Linked DNA regions of Homo sapiens: region 1 is linked to region 2. The links are chromatin loops, found by intact Hi-C in ENCODE. Cell type or tissue: PC-9. All regions are shown on one strand. Links, peaks and the distances in the headings refer to the core of each region. The heading gives the core; the rest is flanking DNA.

Region 1 (8,234 bases), core at 1,485-5,484, 280 kb after region 2:
TTTTAAGTGCACAGTTCAGGAGTGTTAGGTATATTCACATTGTTGTGTGTATATTTTCCTTATACATCAACATAATAAAATAATTCTATATCTAGGAATATGTCTTTCTGAAATAGTCTTGTGCAAAAGTATATGAGGAAGAATATTCATTATAGTATTTTATTTTTAAGAGATGGAACAAGCAAACTTTCATCAATAGGGGTCATATTAGAAACTCTGGATGCATTTAACGGGTCAAATACCATGCAGCTATTAAAAAGAATAAGGCAGATTTGTGTGTACTGATACAGAATGCTCCCTGGTGTATATAGTTAGATGGGAAAAAAGCAGAACAGTGTGTATAGCTTGATTCCATATATGAAAAATGGCAGGTTAGAGTGAAATGATTATATTCATGTATAGGATTATATATGCATAGAATATCTCTATGAACATACACCAGAAACTCCTTGCCTCTAGAGCACACAGAGAGTAAGGGGCAGAACTGAAAGGTTCATTCACATTTTGCCATACGGCCTCTTGTATTGCTTGAATTTTACCATGAACACAAATTACTATACTTTTTTTTTTTTTTTTTGAGACAGAGTCTCTGTCTGTTGCCCAGGCTGGAGTGCAGTGGCACCGTGTTGGCTCACTGCAACCTCCATCTCTCAGGTTCAAGCAATTCTCCTGCCTCAGCTTCCCGAGTAGCTGGGATTACAGGTGCCCACCACCATGCCCGGCTAATTTTTACATTTTTAGTAGAGACGGGGTTTCACCATGTTGGCCAGGCTGGTCTCGAACTCCTGACCTCAGGTGATCCACCTGCCTTGGCCTCCCAAAGTTCTGGGATTACAGGCGTGAGCCACCACACCTGGCCTACTGTACCTTTTTAAAAGAATAATATTTAAATGAACAAAGAAAACTTGGATAAGAAACCAAATATTCCCCCCAAAAAAAATACTGCATAACTTAATCTGTAAATTTAAAGTGTTCCCTCAAAAATCCCAGATAATTTTTTAAAAATTATACAGGCTGACGCTATAGAAATAGAAAACTAAACAGTCAACAATAGTCAGAAAATGTTTGAAAAAGCATATAATGAAGGGAAGACTGGCTAAACCAGATATAAAAACGTTATAAAACAACATTAACTAAAACTGTGTGAAGCTAGAGAGTGAATACACAGATCAATAGAATCTAATAGAAAGTCCAGAAATAGACACAAATTCTTTGTAAGTTAAGTATATGAAAAAAGTATAATTTTATATCAGTTGGAAAAACACTAGATCCTTCAATAAGTGGTAATGGCACAACTGGAAGCCATCTGGAAAAAATATTTTTCTTCATACCTTAATCCTGGAACCAATACAAGCTCCAAATATATCAAAAATTTAAATATTTTTAAATGAAAACATAAAAACGTTAGAAGAAAACATGAAAGAACCTTTTTTTTTTTTTTTTTTTTTTTTTTTTTTGAGACGGAGTCTTGCTCTGTTGCCCAGGCTGGAGTGCAGTGGTGCGATCTTGGCTCACTGCAGCCTCCACCTCCCGGGTTCAAGCAATTCTCCTGTCTCAGCCTCCTGAGTAGCCGGGACTATAGGCACCTGCCACCATGCCTGGCTAATTTTTGTATTTTTTTTTAGTAGAGACAGGGTTTCACCTTGTTGGTCAGGCTGGTCTCAAACTCCTGACCTCAGGTGATCCACCTGCCTTGGCCTCCCAAAGTGCTGGGATTACAGGCGTGAGTCACTGCGCCTGGCTGGAACCATTTTTATAACCTAGAACAAAGCTTCTTCCAAGCACATCACAAAACCCGGAGATCATAAAAGGTTAATGAAGTAAACTAAAAACATTTCTTTTTTTGAGATGGAGTCTCACTCTATTGCCCAGGCTAGAGTGCAGTGGCACAAACTTGGCTCACTGCAACCTCTGCCTCCAAGTTTCAAGTGATTCTCCTGCTTCAGCCTCCCAAGTAGCTTGGATTACAGGCACCCACCACCAGCCTGGCTAATTTTTATAGTTTTAGTAGAGATGGGCTTTCACCATGTTGGCCAGGCTGGTCTCGAACTCCCGAACTCAACTGATCTGCCTGCCTTGGCCTCCCAAAGTGCTGGTATTATAGGCATGAGCCACCACGGCTGGCCCAAAACATTTTTTAAGTAGTGGAAAATACTAAGACTTTTTTTTTTTTTGAGAGGAGTCTCGCTAAACAAAGGGCTAATTTTTTTTTGATATATAAAGAGCTTCTTATGGTCAGTTTTTAAAAGACCAACAAACCAATAGATCAAAACACATGGACAGGTCTCAGAAAAGGAAAATGAGATGGCTTTTAGATATTATAAATGATGTTCAACTTCATTTACAATCATAGAAATACAAATTAGTTTCACAGAGCTACAATTTTTGATCTGTTAGACTTTTGACAACTATATTGTCAGAGGTGTAGGGAAACACCTTTCTACACTGGAGAGCGCTTTCTTCTGACTCAGCAGTTCAGTCAGAAATTTATATACACAGATATACTCACATTTAGGCACATTCTATTTATTGGACATTGTAACACAAGAGTGGAATAAATTAAATATCCATGAATAGGGGACCAGTTAAATAAATATGAGATTTTGATATTAAACATTTCCAAGACAAATTGTTTCATTAAAAAAGAAAATGCAGCAGGGTACTCATGATTGGTCCCATTTGTGCTATCTTTCTAAAGATGTGTACTTACGTCTCTTGAAGGGTATATAAGAATATTAATAGTGGTTGCCTCTGGGGTGGAGAGTTAAGAGATTGCGGAAAACGAAGAGAGGGACCTTTCACTGTATTCCCTTTGGTGCCTTTGGAATGTGGTACCATGTTTTTGTGCTATCTATTCAAAAAGTAATTATTTTATAGTTGAAATAAAAAAAAATAAGCCAACCAACCAACAAACACCCAAGCTTAGGAACATTTAAACGATGCTGTATCTGAAAGCACATTGTGGGGTCTTGGTAGATCGTTCTCCTCCTGGTGACCAAGAGAGCTACAGTCCACCTGTTATTTTAGGTGAGAAAACTGAGGCTCAGAAAATATACTTCACATGTCCAAATGCTAGTGGCAACACAGGACTTTTGACTTCCCTCCTGGTACTTTTTTCTGTCTCTGCTAAAAGAGAAGAGACATAGGCAGCCCTGAAAACGTCACTCTGGTGTATGTACTCCTCCAGTGTACTGAAACATTTACTTTTCACCAGATTGTGTCTCTGAGACAGTTTAGAGCTGGACTTTTCAATGAATACTTGCCATCTAGTGGTAAAAAAAGATGTGTGCACCTAACATAGACTGCATTCATTCATTCATTCATGCATCAAACACCATACAGTCATGCACTGCATAACATTTCAGTCAACGACAGACTGCATCCATGACAGTGGTCCCTTAAGATTATAATGGAGCTAAAAATTCCCATTGCCTAGTATTCACTATACTGTAATTTCTATCATTATTTTAGAGGGTACTCCTACTTATTTTTTTTAAGTTAGCTATAAAACAGCCTCAGGCAAGTCCTTCACAGGTATTCCAAAGGAAGGCATTGTTATCCTAGAAGCTGAAAGTGATGAGTTACTGCCCCCGAGGACCTTCCAGTGGGACAAGGTGTGGAAGTAGAAGTCAATGATGTTGATGATCCTGACCCTGTAAAGGCTTAAGCACATTTTTTAAAATGTGTGTGTTTACATCTTAGCTTTTAACAAAAAAGTTTAAAAAGTTAAAAAAAGAATTAAAAAGGCCTGTAGAATAAGGATATAAAGAATGAAAACATTCTTGTACAACATGCACTGTGTTGTTGTTTTAAGCTAAGTATTATTACAGTCGTTAAAAAGGTAAAAAAAAGTGTATAAAGTAAAAAGTTAGAATAAGCTAAGGTTAATTTATTATTGAAGAAAAGTGTTTTTATAAATTTAGTGTAGCCTAAGTGTACAGTGTTTATTAAGTCTACAGTAGTGTGCAGTAATGTCCTAGGCCTTCACATTCACTCACCACTCACTGACTGACACAGAGTAACTTCCAGTCCTGCAAGCTCCATACAGGTGTACCATTTGTTATCTTTTATACCTTATTTTAATGGTACCTTGATATGTTTAAATATACAAATACTTACCATTGCATTACAATTGCCTATGGTATTCAGTACAGCCACATGCTGTACAGGTTTATAGCCTAAAAACAATAGGCTATACCATATAGCCTAGGTGTGTAGTAGGCTAGACCCTCCAAGTTTGTGTAAGTACCCTCTATGATGTTTGCACAATGAAGAAATTGCCTAATGACACATTTCTCAGAGCATATCCCCGTTGTTAAGTGAGGCATGACTGGGAAATCACTTGTCCTTAAGGCACTCCTAGTCTCTTGGGAAAGACTGACAGAAAAACAGGTGATTACACCAGTATGATGAAGAGACAACTGCACTCCCATGTTTATTGCGGCATTATTCACAATAGCCAAGATATGGAATCAACATAAGTGTCCATCAACAAATCAATGAATAAAGAAAAATTGGTGTATATACACAATAGAATACTATCTAGCCATAAAAAAGAATGAAATGCCATCATTTGAGGCAATGTAGATGAGCTTGGTTGACATTTTGTTAAGTGATAATAAGCCAGGCATGGAAAGATAAATATCACATGCTCTCACTCATATGTGGGAGCTGAAAAAGTTGATCTCATAATAGTGGAGTGTGGAATAGTGGTTACTGGAGACTGGGAGTCAGGGGATGGTGAGAGGTTAGTTAACGGATGCAAGATTGCAACTAGATAGAAGGAATAAGTTCCAATGTCACTGGAGCATGACTGTAATTAACAACAATCTACAGTATGTTTTCAAATATAGCTAGAAGAGCAGATTTTGAATGTTCTCAACGCAAAGAAACAATAAATGAGGTGATATGCATGCAAATTACCCTTTGATTATTTTACATTGTGTACATGTATCAAAATATCACACTATACCCTGTAAATATGTACAAAACTATGTGTCAACTAAAAATAATAATAAAAGATAAAAGAATAGAAAAATGGGGAACAAAAAGACCCATGGTGAGCGTGAAACTAAAAAAATAGAATAGAAAATGTCTCATTAATGTTTTCGTTATATTGATTACCTGCTGAAATGGTAATCATTTGTGAAAAAGAAAAATAGGTGATTCCACTACAGTGCAACTAAGGCTAGGAAAGTCAAGTACAGGACACAGGGAGCACAGTGTAGGGCTTAACCTTGCCTTGGGAAATTGCAGGTATCAGGAGCAACACTGAACTCACTTTTCTGGATTCTCAGTAGATGCTAAAATTACCTCCTTTCTTGTCTTCCTCTTGCTGGACCCCATCAGGACCAGGATAGCAGTTTTTGTTGTTACGTTCTCTGTGTCTGAGGATGGACTCATTAACTGATCATGTTAGGAAGGCAGCCAGTGTATGCCCTTTGGCTACATGGAGTAGCTGTTCCAAGAGCTGAATCCGTGCCACCGTTGCATCTGGTCTGCAGATCTGTTTTCCAAAGAGCCATATGCGAATGCATTGTTCATTTCCCACCTCTGGTCAGAACATCTGTGGAATGTCCCTCCTGCCCATGTAGTTTTTCAGCTCTGTTATCCTGAAGCTCTTTCAAAGGTTAGCCTTTCATTCTCCAAGCAAACAAGTTCTTGTAGCCCATAGAAGATGTCCTCCATAGAAACCAAAGCAGTCCACCCAGCTTGCCTAGAATGAAAGGTGCCTAAAGTGGTAGGGGGTGGACCTGCAAAGAAAGGTGGAGTCCTTTCATAAATGAACTTAAATACCAGGCTGGAGAGATGCAGAGATTACAAGTAGACCTAAAGTAATTAGGAAGCCATTGAGGGTTTCTGAGCAAGGAAGCGACCAGAGACCAACGTATTTGTTCATTCAACAAATAATTGTCAACATCTACTGTGTGCAAAGCTCTGAGTGAGACCCTGTGCTACAGACCCCAGCACAGAGATGAATAAGACCCAGGGTGGGAGACATGTCATCCTCCTGGGTTATAATGCCTTCTACCTCCATGCAACAGCTTAAATTTTTTGTCTCAGAGAAGGAAAGAAATGTCAGAGCATAAGAAATTAGTGACAGAAATTATAAACTATAAATCACAGTTCTAATTGTTCTATAATCATGTAAACATAGCAATTTTTCTTTAACATAGAAATATACAAATCAAAGATAAAACAGGAGCCCCATCTCATGGAGAGATAGTCTGCTGCCTCTTCAGATTCTACCTCAACATTATAACATGTCCTTTTGACACTGTGGAGCCAATAAGGTTTCCATCCCTAGAAGACCTTTCTCTCCCAATCTGTATCCATCAGAATTCCACTCAACCTTCCATACCCTCCTTGCCAGAATACCTTTCCAACTCCTTCCAAATGCATGTCATTTCTGCCTCCTTGGATCTTCCAGACCATATTGTAACCCCATTTGGCCCAGTTCCTGCCTTGTATTATGGGTGTCTGCTCCTAAAAACAAAAGTAGGAGTCAGTCTGAGCTGGGGTGTAGTCTGGAATCACCCCTCCATCTCCCTAGTCATGCTTTTCATATGTCTCATAGTACATTGAGAAGTGTCTGTTGAATTGAGTTGAATGCTTTAGACCTCGGTTCACTGACAGAGGGACTCCTTTAGCAAAGTTAGCCATTTTACCTCCTTTGTCTCCATAGCTACTTCCAGTTCTCCAAACTACAACCTATTTCCCAACAGACTCCAGTTACAGTACTTCTTAATTTATCTTCTATTCAAAGGCAAAACTACTGCTTCATTAATCAATGAGTAAGGAAAATCAAAAGCTTATTAACTAGCAAGCCAATGCTCTTCTAAAGGGCATTGATCCATGTATGTTATGGGCAGCCTGTTCATTGATAGCTACAGCTCTTGGAGAGCAGCTCTCTGGAGTAGCATTGGGGAAACTGAAATCTTATTTTGAAATAGCTTTTAAATGCATGGAAACACATCTGATTCTTACTGGGAATTTCTTGATAGGGAATACAGAAGGGAAGACTATTTGCTTGTCAGTAATATGATATAGAGACAAATCATTTCATAGGATTTCATAAGTGCATATATGTAACCAAGAAACACAGGTACTTTCATATTATCTTGAGAAAAATGAATTCATTCTTTAAAATGCAATGACTTCCCTGCATAATGCATTCAAGAATCAATGCAAATATAAAGGATGTGTTTATTGGCTTGTGATCTGTATTCATGACTGCAAGCATGGTTGGATCTTTTGAGATGGGGGTTTCCTCTGTTTCAGTGGCCAAGGGATATTCTTTCTCAAATGGACATGGTGATCATTTGAAACTTATCCCATGCATAGTGACCCCAAATTCGAGTAAATATATATCAAGTACATATAATACACAAAGAAGTGAGTCTGAAGTCAACCTCCAAGCACTCCAAATTAGGGCCCTAAGACAACTGCAGAATTTGTTGCAGGGCAGATGTATGGCCTGGTTTAGAACTTTATTATTTTGACCTCCATTCGCATGTTAGTTTTACTTCTTCTTCTATCTTCAATCTTTTACAACATACATCCTTTACTTATTAGATTCTAATATATTAGCATTTAACATACTTTTACTATTTCTTGGACAATGGAAAAACCTTAGAACACTGTAATTCCCTTTAGCCCATGTATTAGTCTGCTCTCACATTGCTATAAAGAACTACCTGAGACTTGGTAACTTATAAAGAAAATAGGTTTAATTGGCTCATGGTTCCACAGGCTGTAAAGGAAACATGGCTGTGGAGACCTCAGGAAGCTTGCAATCATGGCAGAAGGTGAAGGGGAAGCCAGCATGTCCTATAAGGCTGGAGCAGGAGGAAGAGAGCAGGGAGGGCCACACACTTTTAAACAACCAAATCTCTGAGCACTCACTCACTATCACAAGGACAGCAAGAGGAAAGTCCACCCAATGATTCAATCACCTCCCACCAGACCCCTTCTCCAACACTGAGGATTACAATTCAACATGAGATTCATGTGGGGACACAGAGCCAAACCATATCATTCTGCCCCTGGCCCCTTCGAAATCTCATGTCCTTCTCACATTTCAAAACACAGTCATGCCTTCCCAACAGTCTCCCAAAGTCTTAACTCATTCCAGATTAATTCAAATGCCCAAATCCCAAGTCTCATCTGAGACAAGGCAAGTCCATTCTGCCTATGAGTGTGTAAAATAAAAAAACAAGTTAGCTACTTCCAAG
Region 2 (8,234 bases), core at 2,342-6,341:
AAATTCTTATCTAAGTGGGTTGGCTTAGCTAGCATGAATTCTGCCTAAAATCCCAACACTTCCCACATTTCCACCTCAAGTATTGCAGCCTGTGCCCTCAGGGTAACAGATCATCAAAGCTGTGTTTTTGCTCTTCACTTTCTCTTCTCTGTGTGTATTGACTCATCTTTTACCACTTCCACAACCCCACTACTCAGCCCTGATGCTCTAATATATCAAAGCCAAGTTTATAATCAAAGAATCATACAACTACCATTGACATCATGACCCACGTTAGTATCTGTTTTTCAGGAAGTGTTGAGATCAAAGAAGTAGATATGTTTGGTCACCTCCCAGCTCAGAAAAATCTCCAAATTCACGGAAGCCCTGCAGTAAAAAAGCCTGTTTAAGTTAATTTAATGCCTACATGACCAGATTTATTTTGACAGAATACACCCTCTTCCACACCCACCCAGCATTTGTTGTTTTTTTTCTAGTTAAGGGACACTAGCCTTCTTTGGAACACAATTTGGAAAATGTGAACGTCCCCTGTCTGGTACATGGCTCTATCTCTTCTACATTCTTGGTTTTCTAAGAAAAGCTGCCCAGGATCTCTTACCCTACTGTACTCCCCTAAATTTTCTATTTTAGGAAATACAGTGTTATAACAAAAACAGTCAGAATATGGACTGTGATGATCTTTGCCAAATACAGAGTCATCTCATTAAACCTCAGAGGTAGTGCCTCAGTAGGGCCTGAGAATGTGGCACTATAAAATTTTCACTTAACATTAAAACACCCAAAAAATATCTGGGGTAAGAGCAGATGTCTTTTTGTTTTGTGCAATAGCTTATATGGAAACCTACTTATAGGTGGGCCATTGTTTGCAATATTTTATTTAAATAAATTTGTTGTTTGGGACACTACCTTTTAATATACTCTCTTTCATAAACTAAGTTTGGTCTTCTGGAAATGCTGTATAATATTGAGAATAATTTACATCCAGGAAAAATGTCTTGTTTGAAGAACCTCGAGTGACTTCTCATTTCAAAATATATCAAGTTGTTTATTCTTAAAGGCTCAAAGGAATCTGACCATGTGTATTAGTCCATTTTCATACTGCTATGAAGAAATACCCAGGACTAGGCAATTTATAAAGAAAAAGGGGTTTAATGGACTCACAGTTCCATATGGCTGGAGAGGCCTCACAATCATGGCAGAAGGTGAATGAGGAACAAAGTGACATCTTACATGGTGGCAGGCAAGAGAGCATGTACAGAGGAACTGCCCTTTATAAAACCATCAGATCTTGTGAGACTTATTCACTATCATGGTAACAGCAGGGAAAAACTTGCCCCCATGATTCAATTACCTCCCACAAGGTCCCTCCTGCAACATTTGGTGATTATGGGAGCTACCGTTCAAGATGAAATTTGGGTGGGGACACAGCCAAACCATATCACCCTGGCTCTATTCAGAGCCTACAGAGGAGGTCCAAACTTTAAATATTCATTTATGCAGTCTGTTATTTAGTTGGTAAATACTTATGGGACACCTACTTTGTGCCAGACTCTGTTCCAGATGTTGGAGATAACATGGCAAACAAAGAAAGAAAAAGGCCCATGACCTCTTGGATCTTACACTCTGCTGGAAAGAAACAGGGCTTACATAAGTGAGAGCATGTCAGAGCATAATAAATGCTATGAAGGAAAGAAAGTGGGGTAAAGGGAAAGAGGGTGACTTACGGAGGCACGAGAAGAAGGGCCTCTCTGGAGAGGTGACATTTGAATGAATTGAAGGAGCCAGCCATGGGAGAGAAAAAGATCACAGACAGAAGGAGAAGCTAATGACAAAGCCCTGAGGTGGGAGCAAGCTCGGGATTTTCCAGGTTTAGAAAGAATGCTGTGTACTTCTATGTGGCATGGGGGACGAGAGCCTGGGGACAGAGTTAGACAGGAGGTCAGGGACCAGACCATGTGAGGTCTTGAAGGCCAGAGTAAGGAGCTGCAGTTTATTCCAGGGACAATGGGAAGCCATTGGAGAGTTGTATCAGGGGAGTGATATTATCTGATTTATAGATCACCAGTCTACACCAGCACTGAAATGACTTTTGGCAGCATTTTATTTTGAGACTTGACACTACCTATTCCCACCCATATCCCCGTCAACCTTGGCTGAACCTCCAAGCTCAAGTGCCTGCATCACCATCCTCTTCTGGGCCCTTGTCTCCTCATATTCCATTCTTTTTTTTCAAAATGTTTCCACCCTGCCTCCTAGAACCCCACATTCTAGAGTAACTGCCCCCCTTTCTTCTCGACATCTTCACTATCTACTGTTTTCATCTTCTTGTGTTAACTAGAAGCTTGTCCTCCCTTTTGGGTGCCTCCTGGCTTTGTTCCTCCTTTGAGTTACCTATTTGTTCTCCTAAGGGCATGAGGTGGAAGGTGGACACTCTCCCTCCTCCACCCAGCTGCTTCCGTGCACTTCTGCCTCCCTCTTGCCCTCTGTGATGATGCTCCATTTTTGTTTACAGCACATCCCTTGGATAGTTCCTTCCAAGTCATCTCTGCTGGTTCATTTTCCTTTGCCTGCCCCTTATATTTTGGGATGGTAGAACGCTTTCCTGGACTCCCTTTCCTTCTTACTTTACACACCTTTCCTTGGTTATCAATTCCTCCCCCAGTCCCATGAATTCAATCTTCATCTATAACCCGAAGGTGTTGGAATCCATATTTCCAGTTCAGACTTCTTTCTCAAGTTGCAGACTCTTTTTGTTTGTGTGTTTTTGGAGATGGAGTCTCACTGTGTTTCCCAGGCTGGAATGCAGTGGCCTGTTCTTGGCTCACTGCAAACTTCACCTCCGGGTTCAAGTAATTCTTGTGCCTCAGCCTCCCCCAAGAAGCTGAGATTACAGGCATGTGCCACCATGCCGAGCTAATTTTTGTATTTTTAGTAGAGGTAGGGTTTTGCCATATTGGCCAAGCTGGTCTTGAACTTCTGGCCTCAAGAAATCTGCCTGCCTCACCCTCCCAAAGTGCTCGGATTACAGGCATGAGCCACTGTGCCCATCCAATGTTACATACATTTATAGGTAGTATATCACAAGCTCCTTGGAAGAGGGACAATATTCTGCTCTTACTTGTAGCACTCATAGCATGCATTGGGCTTCATATATAGTATGCACTTAGTAAATATTTGTTGGGAAAAATGGATGGAGAAAACATATGTCACCTGCTACCTAACCTTGTTGTCATCCACTGATCTCTGTTTCTCCTCATCATTCACTGAGGGCTTAAGCTCTCCACACCACTCCTGACATTAGCAATAATTCTGTTAATATCAACATCTGTGGAGAAGATGCAGCCAACAACTGACCTCAGGTTTTCAGCTCCTCCCTCCCATGATGAATTTCTCTACCGTGCTTCAGTTTCCAACTCCCATGAGATGCCTCTGTCTAGATTGTGTCATCACAAATAGGTACACCTCCTTCTAAAATCTCAGTTCCATGCCCCACCCCCATCACCTCCTGCCAACCTCCTAAAGCCCAGGCTGTAACCATCCTTCATCCTCACTTGGACCTTCAATCTATAGGTCCTTTTTTACCCCTCATGTCCTCCTCTTCCTCCCTATCCACCTTACAGTTCATCATTATCATTGATCCCTTTCAGTTTCAGTGATAGCCCAGGCAAGTGCCAGGTCCTGAAAATCGGGCAGGGAAGAAAAGGCAACCTGGCTATGCACTCCCAGAATTTATAGTCTAGTGGGGGGATAGATATTAAAAACGTGAGGAAACATATAGATGTATGATTAAAAATTATGAGAAGAGCTTTGAAGGGAATGTACAGGAGGCAATGAGTTTGCATAATAGGCTTATCTAATTCAGTCTCAGGAGATGGAGAAGTCTTCCCTGAAGAATATTAAAAGAAACTCCTTGGGAAAAAAAAGAAAAGGAAAAGCATTTCTGTAGTTTAAATGTTGATTTTTAATTATTTCAAAAATCTGCTCAACTTTTACCTAGGAGAAGCACTAACAATGATTTCTAAAGATCTCAATACTCTGCTCTTTCCTGTACCCTCCTGGGCATATCGCTTCTTAGACGTTTCCCATTGTCTGTATTTTCTGTCTGCCTCTCCTTCTGCCTCGGGGTGCTTCTGAGGCTTCTAGAGCCAAATGATCAAAATAGATAAGTTTATGGAAAACCCTGGAAACAATTGTTACTTTTCCTACCAAGTGCAACACAGAGACATTATGTTCCACATTTGCTAAATAAAATAAAAGTCAACACTTTGAACGTTGCTATTAAAAGCTGCGCATTGGCTCGCTGGCCCTCTCCCCATGTCTTTCTGGGGCTGACTGTCCTATTTGTCCTTCACCAGTAGGCGGCTCAAGCCTGCCCCAGAATCCGGGAACCTGGCCCTATGCAAGAGCTCTCTTCACCTGACCTGTCTCCGGTCACAATCTGACAGTTTAATGTCTGAGTCACTCAGTTTTCTTTCCTCTCTGGCAAGGACATGCTGGGTTTATTACACGGTGCTATTGTTCCTGTTTTATGCCTGTAAAGCCCATCCCACTGCACCAGGGAATAAATCATCCCCTTGTCGTTGGCCCGAACGAATTATAACTGCTCTCTGGGGCCCAGGGCAGACCCCTGCTGAGGTCCAGCTCTCCAAGAAAAGAAGCGCCTGAGTCCTCTGAGCTGCTACGTCCTTCTTCCCACTCATTGGCCATAGGTCTGTATCTTCCCTTTAGCAGCCCTCTGGGCACCTGACTCCTTTGAACAAGGAGCAAAGTGACCAGAACAGATAAAGAGGCTGTTGGAAGAACAAGATAAAATTATTAACTTTCCTAGAATTCAGACCTTAAAGAATAGAGAAGGTCTTTGAACCATTTACTCCTCATTCTTGAATAAGGATCCTTTAGAAGGCATTTAGATCAGTTAACAAGGTAAACAAATGTGTGTGTGTGTGTGCATATGTGTGTGTGTGTGTGAGAGAGAGAGAGAGAGAGAGAGAGAGAGAGAGAGAGAGAAACAGTGCAGGGATCAAGGAAACTGGAGAACTGTCTTGAATTTCAGCCACTGGGAGACCAAGGAGTTATGATTTTCCTGGAGCCTTCCCAGACAGCTCTTTCACCATCTGAAGAGCTCTTCCTCTCTGTGCTGAGGCTCTTGGAGCCTCTATTCTTTTTGTTTGTTTGTTTTGTTTTTTTAACACATTAGAAGAACCAGTTTGTGGAAACTAAATGAGCCAGAATTCAAACTTTTGGGTTTCTTAAATTGATACATTGTAGTTGTACATATTTTGGGCATATACGTAATACATGTATACCATGATACATGTGTAGTGATCAAATTAGGATCATTAGGCTATCCATTACCCAGCCATTTATCTCTTCTTTGTGTTGGGAACATTACAAATTTTTTTTCTAGCTATTTTGAACTATCCAACAAATTATTGTTAATTAGAACTTTTCTACTGTATTATCAAATATTAGAACTTATTCCTTTGATCTAACTGTATTTGTATTTTTATAACCATTAACCAACTTCTCTTTATCTCCTACCTCCCTTCACTTCCCAGCTTCTGGTAATTACTATTTTACTCTCTACCTCCATGAAAACCTCAAATTCTTTTAAGAATAATATTATTTATTTATTTATTTAGAGATAGGGTCTCACTATGTTGCCTAGGCTGGGTTGATCTCCTGGGCCCAAGTGATCCTCCTGCCTCTGCCTCCTAAGTAGCTGGGATTACTGGTGTTCTCACTTGTGACATAGCATTCCTGGGATCACTCTGGTGGTGGGTGTGGTGGGTGGATGTCAAGCTGCATGAGAAGAAGCCAAAGTCAGATAGTCCTGTTAGAAGGATGCTGTACTCACCAAAGTGACCACAAGCTGAGACAAAGGCTATGAAGGGAGGAGTGTGGATTTAAAAGATCTTGAGAAGGAACTGAATGGATTTGTAAAGTACCTGTGTCTGGAGAGAAATGGAAAAGAAGTTCATGATAAGATCTAGGTTTCTCACTTCAGCAATGGAATATGTTTTTACTCATGGGAATGGGGCAGATGGAGGCGGAGAGTAGTCGGTCCTGAGAGGAGTCTAGGGGAGGGAGAGAGCCTGACAGCCATTAGGATGCATGTGGAAGGGGGTTAGGGCAGGGATGGCAGAGAGGGGCGTACGTTCTGATAGTCCCAACCCTTCACAACCAGACCTAGGACAGATATTACTAATCAATTGTACCAATCTTTCCCACTGAGCTTGAACCCAGTGTCAGAACATTTTGTAATATAATAAATCCTGGTAGCCATTATCAATTAATGAAATGTACTTCTGAAGATGAAAGGTGATTGCTTCCTTTTATCGTCCTAGAGATTTAGAAGCAGAGCTTACAGGTAAGAAGGCTGGGCCTTGCTCAGGCCTGCTTGGCAAATTTATTCCCTCCCAGGCCAGCTTTCCATGCTCACCTCAAGCCTCTGCCTTTTCTCTCACCTCTGAGGCCTCGGGGCAAGTCTTAGCAGCCTTGATCTAAAGGTGAGCATTGCACCCCTGACCTAGATTCTCTACCTGTCCATAGTCTTCATGCAAGCCAAACAGCACCAAGATCCCCCAATTAATGCGTGTCCTCTTGTCCTTCCCCCTTTACAAAATTATGTGGACACTGGTCCTGGCCCGTCCTGAACTTGAGAGCCCGAATCTTGGGAGGCTGAGTGACAAGCATTACCCGTCAAGGGAGACAATGGCAGTATTGACCTGCTGACGGGAAGCAGGCCTGTCCGCGTGCTCCGAGGACAGCTTGCAGACAGGCTTTTCTTCCCACACAATTGCTGGCTGTTTCCCATGTTCCACAAGAAAAGGGGCGTACATTCCAGACAAGGAGACTATTTATTTTCCCACCAAAGGTGACACGTGGCATCCAGAGGTCAGGCTCAGGGCAGGGCCATGTTTGCTGGGCTAAGCTTAGCCTTTTCTCAGAAGCCTGAATTGTTCTGACAACCTCCCAAGCTGTGTCTCTGGGCTGGGAATGTTTCCTCAACTGCTCTGTACAAACACCCATACTGGCTACTCCATCTTCTGGGTTTGTTTATAGACCAAAGTCAAAGGCGTGAGCACCCAGGCTCCAGACAGAGCTTTGATGCAAATAGAGGGGTGAGGGGCAAGGGTGGTACCCTTAGCTTGCTCTTTCTCCACACAGTCTGAGCAAGCAAGGCAGAATTTCTACTATAAAAAGGTCTTCAAATACAATTTGACCCCTCGAAAAGAAACTGCATGACTGTGACCCTGTCTAGCAAGAAAGAGGAAGTTAGAGTGGCTTTTCTTTCTACTTACCTGTTCCAATGGTACCAAAATTCTGCAACAGTCCCTCAAATAGCTGGGATTTTTTTTTGAGACACCAATAACAATAACGACGAATTTTATCTGAAAAGCACCTTACACTTTAAGAGACACTGTTACAAATATTATTTTATTAAATTCTCAGTATAACCCAAGGAAATCAGTATAAATAACATCATGTGTTCAAAGCATGTACTGGGTTGAGCACAGTTCAGGATGAGAGGGTAAGGGGTATGTGGAGCTGAATGAGAGTCCCTGAGCTGCGGCGGCTCACTGTTATGTGTGTGAATGATGATAAGGAAGGCAGCAAGGCCTTTTGATCCTGTCTCCAGGCTCTTAGGGCCTCCCAAATTTTGGCTGCCCTCCAGGGGAAAATTTGTTCAGAGGACTAGCATAGCACTTTAGCAAAAATATTGATCCTAACCAAAATCCACTAGTCCTAGGTAGTGGCCAAACCTGATAGGTTGCCTCAAAAGCTGCCTATACCTCACTTGAAGGATCTGCTTAGAGTTATGCATAAACAGCAACCAGGTTGTATCTCGAGTGGCTGTTCTGGAGGGAATCTCAGCTGTGCTACTGTACCAGCTGTGCGACCTCCGGCAAGTTGCTCAAACACTTGGGCAAGTGCATGTTGGCTTCTCTATCCCTAAAGTGAGGTTACTATTATTGTTTGTCTCATTTGTTGGTACTGAGGGTTGAATAAATTAATGTATGTGATGTGCTTTGAATTGCACCTGTCATATAATGCATGATTACTACATGCTAGTTATTATTATTCCAGTGACCACACGTATAGTGGTTAGAAGCAGCAATACAATTTCAAGCACTGGTGAAAAAGTGCAGAGTAGCATTAAGAGAGCCTAACTTAAACCCTTTCATCTTTCCTTTTCTCTCTTCTTCCTCCTTCCCTGCCACCTGCCCTTA

Evidence for each region. Peaks named below come from ENCODE experiments on the same cell type or tissue, not always from the same donor. Only the 100,000 strongest peaks of a DNase experiment are listed, where the experiment ranks them.
Region 1: a loop joins it to region 2, with 8 times the contacts of the local background. A loop is called at or near these places in 8 of 110 quality-filtered maps.

What each region holds. Positions count from the first base shown.
Region 1 is chr11:14,145,591-14,153,824 of GRCh38, forward strand. All of the region lies in intron 6 of SPON1 (spondin 1), which reads left to right. Among named protein-coding and RNA genes, the nearest start is that of SPON1, 190 kb to the left of the region's middle. In PC-9, for the core only: CTCF peaks have their summits at 3,250 (motif pointing left) and 3,455; a DNase peak (open chromatin) is centred at 3,281.
Region 2 is chr11:13,869,010-13,877,243 of GRCh38, forward strand. It overlaps LINC02545 (long intergenic non-protein coding RNA 2545), which reads right to left and starts at 1,607. Exons shown (of 4, transcript NR_149109.1): 1 at 1,539-1,607; 2 at 330-381. In PC-9, for the core only: CTCF peaks have their summits at 4,343 and 4,542; a DNase peak (open chromatin) is centred at 4,462; H3K27ac peaks cover 976 bases.